2 separate regions of the Homo sapiens genome follow, and region 1 is linked to region 2. A link is an interaction called in ENCODE POLR2A ChIA-PET data of the cell type or tissue named here. Cell type or tissue: CD4-positive, alpha-beta T cell. All regions are shown on one strand. Links, peaks and the distances in the headings refer to the core of each region. The heading gives the core; the rest is flanking DNA. Region 1 overlaps ATP1A1 (ATPase Na+/K+ transporting subunit alpha 1). Region 2 overlaps LOC105378920 (a long non-coding RNA gene).

Region 1 (2,816 bases), core at 85-2,584, 52 kb before region 2:
CTTCTCTTGCCCACCCAAATATGCATCCTGGAGAATATAATTTACCAAGGCCAAAGCAGTAGATCCCTTTGTGAGCCCAGTTTAGTATATCCAAACTTGGGCAGCCCAGCAGCCAGCAAGGGTCAAAGAACAGCGACAGTTCTAGCCAGCAGGTTCCCTCAACCCAAAAGAACATGACTTAACCTTCCTCCCCAATCTGCCTGCATGTCAATTCTTAATGAGCCTGACAGCCTACCCTACCTGCAGTAGTGTACATCCATGATCATTCAAAAAATAAAAATTCTAAAAGGTGTAAAGAATCAGTGCACTTTAGATATATTTTTGCTTTTACAGTTATTAAGAACAATCAGACAAAAACTTCAGTTTCTTCAATGGAAAATTCTACCTCTACATTAGGTGCATGGGTTATGAAGGGTTAAAACTTTCTACTTATTCCTTAACTCCCCCTTTCTGCTGACCACCTTACCCTCCTTTTTTTCATTTTACCAGATTGCTCTGGTTAGAGACAACTGATTAATAATCAGCATATGCGTTATGAGAGGACCAGATCAACTCCCAGTAAGTCCTGATCACTCCTCAATTAGTACCCTGAAGCCTAGGCTAGGAAGGAAAATGACTGCCAGGCTGAAGAGGATAAAGGCTGTCCAAGGCCCTAAAGAAATGTCACATGAATTGAAATAATAAAACAAATATGGTGCCATGGAAGCATCATGTGGAAGATAAAAGAAACACACAAGAGGATAACCCCAAAGTGCATTAGGGACCTGCCCCTACATGGTAACAGACTAGAAAGAGCAATCACAGCTCACCGATCTACACAGCAAGGCCCACTGAGTCACAAAATCTTACACTGATTATCAGGCTCCCAAACAATACAAGTCCCAAGGACAAAGCACGAACTATCATGAATCAACTTATCAAATCACTGAGACAGCCAATAGTCATTACTAAATAGGGTTTGAATAAAACTGGAAAGAGATCACGTGCAGATATATTTCATCATAACTCACAAAGGAACTAGTAAGTGAGGTCTAAAACCAGATAAAGAGATTCACTGTAAAGTCACAAAGGAACAAAGGAATGAGGTCTATTGATCAAAAATCCCTTTGCTCAGGATGCAAATAAAAACCAAACCAAAGAGAAAGTGTAGGGTGAAGGGTACTTCTTTCGTAACAGAATCTGCTATCCGAAACACAAAATAAATATGAAGAACTTCTTGTGGATTCCTGACAACAGATTTCAGCACAACTAATGAGGTGAGTCATATGCTAAGAACAGTCTCTCTATGACTCCAGCCAAAGAATACACACTTCCTCTCATACACTCAATTCATAGCAACGTGAGAAAGTTCAGACCTGACTAGGTTCCACATCCCTCCCCCAAAATATATAAATGGAGAGTTTTAAAATGAGTGAGTAGGTTTTACAGTTCTCTCTACTGCACATTATCATGTACTGGACATGTACTTTCAGTGTAATCTAGAATTGGACAGCTCTGGCAGGGATGGGAAACATTTTGCCTGGTGCTTTGCCGTCCAAACCCAGCCACTCTGATTACTGTGAGCCCATCTGATCTGACACTCGGGTTTCTTCTTCTAGCCTGTTGGCTGGCAGAGAGCCCTCGGCAGCTAGAAGAAGTCAGCACAGCACAAATGTTCAGGCTCCCTCTCATCACAGAAGGCCGAAAAGCCCATTTTATTTTGCAAGACTTCAAAAACGTAAAAATGATCATCAACCGCGAACAAAGTCCTTCACCTGAGAAGTGAAAGTAGACAGAAAGATGCTATTAAACAGGAGATTTGCTTGTTGAGCGAAGATAACAGTTGCAATAATGTCAATTGACACCTCTACTTGACTTTCCTATGAAGGGCAATTAACAGTATTTCCCATTATTTTCAAACCTTAATATGTTCTCATGGTGAAAGAAAAACTGCTCTCTAATTTTGCAAGGGCTAATGACTTACTGACGAACAACAAACCCAGTCTGTAAAGATTTGATCTTCTCTTGGCTCTAATTACTGTACCTATGTAAGCCCAATAACAATAGCCACAACTCAGGCTGGCACAGCACTCCTTCCATAAACAGAACATAGATTACTTCACTTGATCCCCAGGATGAGCATTCTATCCAAAAGCCAGATGAGAAACTGAAGCTTCAGGGCTTTTATTTTATTTTACTTTTAAACCTGTTTGTTTTTAAGTGAAGAAACCAATTTTACTTTACCATACAAAATCCTTCAAAGCTATTTTAGTTAAAGCCTTTCTTATTCTTAAGTTTAGATATATTTAAAAGAACATAGCCTGATTTGAATGGAAAGTCACTTATCTGTTCATTTGTTGCTAAAATAATCCGAAAACAATGACTGAGGGTACTGGCATGGAGCATGGATGAGTGCCAAGCCTATTGTGCTATAAGATGTTGAGTTCACTTTTATTTTTGAATGCAATTTAGGAATAACATTCCCAGGAATCTGTATATTTTAAGTGTTAGCCCTCATCTGGGCAAACATCTAACTGAATTTTTAAAGGCATCTTTTTTTTTGTTTTTTTGTTTTGGTTTGTTTTTTGGGCTCTCAGGTTTACCACTCTCTCCCCATCTTCCCAGGTTTAGGAGGCAGGCCTCTCCCTTTCCTACCCTCCCACCCGAAGGTGAGTCACTAGAGTGTTACAAGCTTACTGGCAGGGAACACTACAAATTAACAAACAGTAAGTTACCAAAAGGGGATACACCCTTATAAAAGGGTACAGAAAGAACCTAAGAAGCAGGGAACTGTTACACGCTGAACAACTGACAGGCAAAGGGTGAGGCACAAGTGC
Region 2 (2,816 bases), core at 88-2,587:
ACCAAAGCTATGCATTCTTTTCTAAAGATAAAATTTCAGGCCAATATGGGACATTTGGGGAGTAAAAATCCTCAAAAGGATGACCTCCTACTGAGTCAACTTACAGAACTGACCCTGCTAATAACCAAGAAGTGACACAGAGTATGTTACAGGATATTTATGGGGTATCCTTAACTACTAACACTGCTGCTGAAAATAATAATAATAATACCTGCCATCTATTGAGCATCATTTTACAGGTAAGGATATTGAAACTTAGAGAAGCAAAGTAGTTTGTCCCAAGTTATAATATGGGGTTATTAACAGGTCTTTGCAGAGAATTCAGGATGATACAAGATGAAAAAAATCTTTTTTTCTTCCACCTACCTCTAACAACATCATACACTCTAAGTATCTTGAAATATCATTTACACTCAGTATTACATCAACATTTTGGTACTTATTAAACCTGCCTCTAAATCTTATTACTTAATGCACCAATAATGAGGTAGAAATATTACTATAGCACAATTTTTATAAGTGTTCTGATAGCTTTTAACATTATTATATCTCAATAAAAATTATCTACTCTGTAATCTTATACACTTTATTTTATGCATTTAAAAGCCTCATACTGGGAAATGGTCCATACGCTTCAATCTCAGTTGCTAAAGGGATTTACAATATTAGAAAAAAAAAAAAAAAAAGGGTAAGATCCCCTATGGGTGGTTGGGCTTGAATTCAAACCCAGCTCTGACTGATCATAATACCCATTTTTTTTTTTTCATGCTACCTGTCTGCTTGGTGTATTTTGGCCCAAGGTTAGCAGTACATTGATGATGCTCTTTGTCAATACTCAGAGCTGTAGCCAACCAGAACTATTCAGGCACAAAGGGAGAGCAGCTGGGAATAGGGAGTGCCTCTCCCGGTTGTAAGTCACACTCTGGGTTAATCCTTCAACTGAATCCAAAATACTTTGGCTTTGAGAATGAACCTGTGTGCCCTGTGACAGAGGAAATTTCAAAATTATTGGCAGCATTAATAATGTTTATTGTGTGCCAATATGTGTTGGTTTCTATCCTGGCACCTTAAGAGAAGCTTAGTAAATATTTATGGGGCAGACACAATGCACAGGCATTGTGATAGGCAGTGTGAAGAAAGAAGGGAAAAGACTGAGTTTCTCTTTCAGACTAAGCAGTCCAACAGGGCAAAAACAAGCAAACTATTTATCAAATTATTTATCAGAAGTTGGGGATGGAGAAGCCCAAGGAAGAGAAGGAACTGGCTAGAGCCACGAAGGGTAGGCAGGGTGGGTGGATTTGGGGGTAGAGGAGGGCCTGGAGCCATACAGGAAAAGGCAGAGTGTTTTTGGCAGAACCATGATTGACTGTGTGACTGTCACACTCTTGGGCAATGGCTTACCAGTCCCTACGCAACCTGGAGCCCCACCACCTCTCCCAGGACAGCTGCTCTTCTTTGAACAGCTCAGGCCTGCTCCTGACTCAGTGCCTTTGCGTTTGATATTCCTTTCCCAGAAACACTCTTCCCTTGATATTTTGGAGGCCCACTTCCTCATCTTGATGTTTTCAAGCAGGTGTTACCTTTGAAGTAAGGCTTTTCTGATCACCCTGTTGAAAGCCACAATCTGTCTCCTCACCCCAGCACTCCACCCATTTCCTGCTTTAGTTCTCTCCAAAATAGTGATTATCACTGACACTGTATCAGTGTTTCTTAAACCTGAGTACTTATCAGAATCACCTAGAGGGCTTATTAAAACAGTCTGCTGAGCCCATCCCCAGATTTCTGATTCAGTAGATCTAGGGTTAGGCCCAAGAATTTGCATTTCTAAAAAGTTCCCAGGTGATTCTGATGCTGCTGGTCTGGGAACTCACTTTGAGAACCAGTGTATTATAAATTTTATGTCTATTGCCTGTCTCTTTCCACTAGAAGGTAAGCTGTTTACAGCAGGGATTTTTTGTGCTTTGTTCACTGTTGTACTTCCAGTGTCGGAATAGAGCCTAGCACATTGAGAATGCTATCTGTTGAGCAGAGAGGCAGATGTGGGATGCTGGTGTGCAGTGTGAGCTAAGTTTAAAAAAGAAAGATCAGACCATATCCTCGCTAAATTATTATAGAAATAATACTATATTATTATGAATATAACATTTATTTTAACAAAAGCAATTACCAATTACTGAATGTTTCTACTGTGTCAGGCCATTTAACAATGAGGTTGGGAGATACTGTATGCTTTGCTTTGCCTCAGACCACACAGTACGTGTAGTAGGTGACTTAGGTCTGCCTGACTCCAAAAAGATGGCCTTAACCACTGTGCTACAAAGCTGTCTAATGATGGACTTTTGAACTTTTTATTTCAAAATAGTTGTAGATTGACAGAAACGTTGCAAAGATGATACAGAAAGTTTTCATATACTCTTCATTCAGCTTCCTCTAATGTTAACAACTTACATAACTATGGTACATTTATCAAAACTAGGAGATCAATGCTGGCACAATACTATTAACTAAACTTCAGATTTTATTCAGATTTTACCTGTTTTTCCACAAGAATGTCCTTCATCTGTTCCTGGATTCAATCCAAGATGCCATTGTCTAGCAATTTTTAGAGACTTACTACTTGAGAAACTTAAATGTGGGCCTCATGAAATCCTGATGATACAAAGATGAGGAAAACGCAGTACAGCCCTTGAGGTGCATATGACAGGAAACAGATCCAGGAGTAAAGGGGTTCTCCTGGGACAGAGGGAAGCTCAGGGTGTTCTAAGGGCCAGAGCAAAGTGGAAAGGCAGGCCAGCCTTGGAGTTTGAGAAGGCTTC

The links. ChIA-PET counts read pairs that join two places held together with the same protein. Peaks named below come from ENCODE experiments on the same cell type or tissue, not always from the same donor. Only the 100,000 strongest peaks of a DNase experiment are listed, where the experiment ranks them.
Region 1: POLR2A ChIA-PET joins it to region 2 with 35 read pairs; 12 of 35 experiments call an interaction of 5 or more read pairs at or near these places.

Annotation. Positions count from the first base shown.
Region 1 is chr1:116,376,520-116,379,335 of GRCh38, reverse strand. All of the region lies in intron 1 of ATP1A1 (ATPase Na+/K+ transporting subunit alpha 1), which reads right to left. Among named protein-coding and RNA genes, the nearest start is that of ATP1A1, 4.7 kb to the right of the region's middle. RefSeq lists an enhancer at 1,464-1,513. In CD4-positive, alpha-beta T cell, for the core only: no CTCF peak of the experiment used is centred there; DNase peaks (open chromatin) are centred at 1,245 and 1,645; H3K4me3 peaks cover 1,227 bases; H3K27ac peaks cover 2,211 bases.
Region 2 is chr1:116,324,818-116,327,633 of GRCh38, reverse strand. The region is part of intron 2 of LOC105378920 (a long non-coding RNA gene); the gene reads left to right. Among named protein-coding and RNA genes, the nearest start is that of ATP1A1, 47 kb to the left of the region's middle. In CD4-positive, alpha-beta T cell, for the core only: no CTCF peak of the experiment used is centred there; a DNase peak (open chromatin) is centred at 1,543; H3K4me3 peaks cover 1,218 bases; H3K27ac peaks cover 2,500 bases.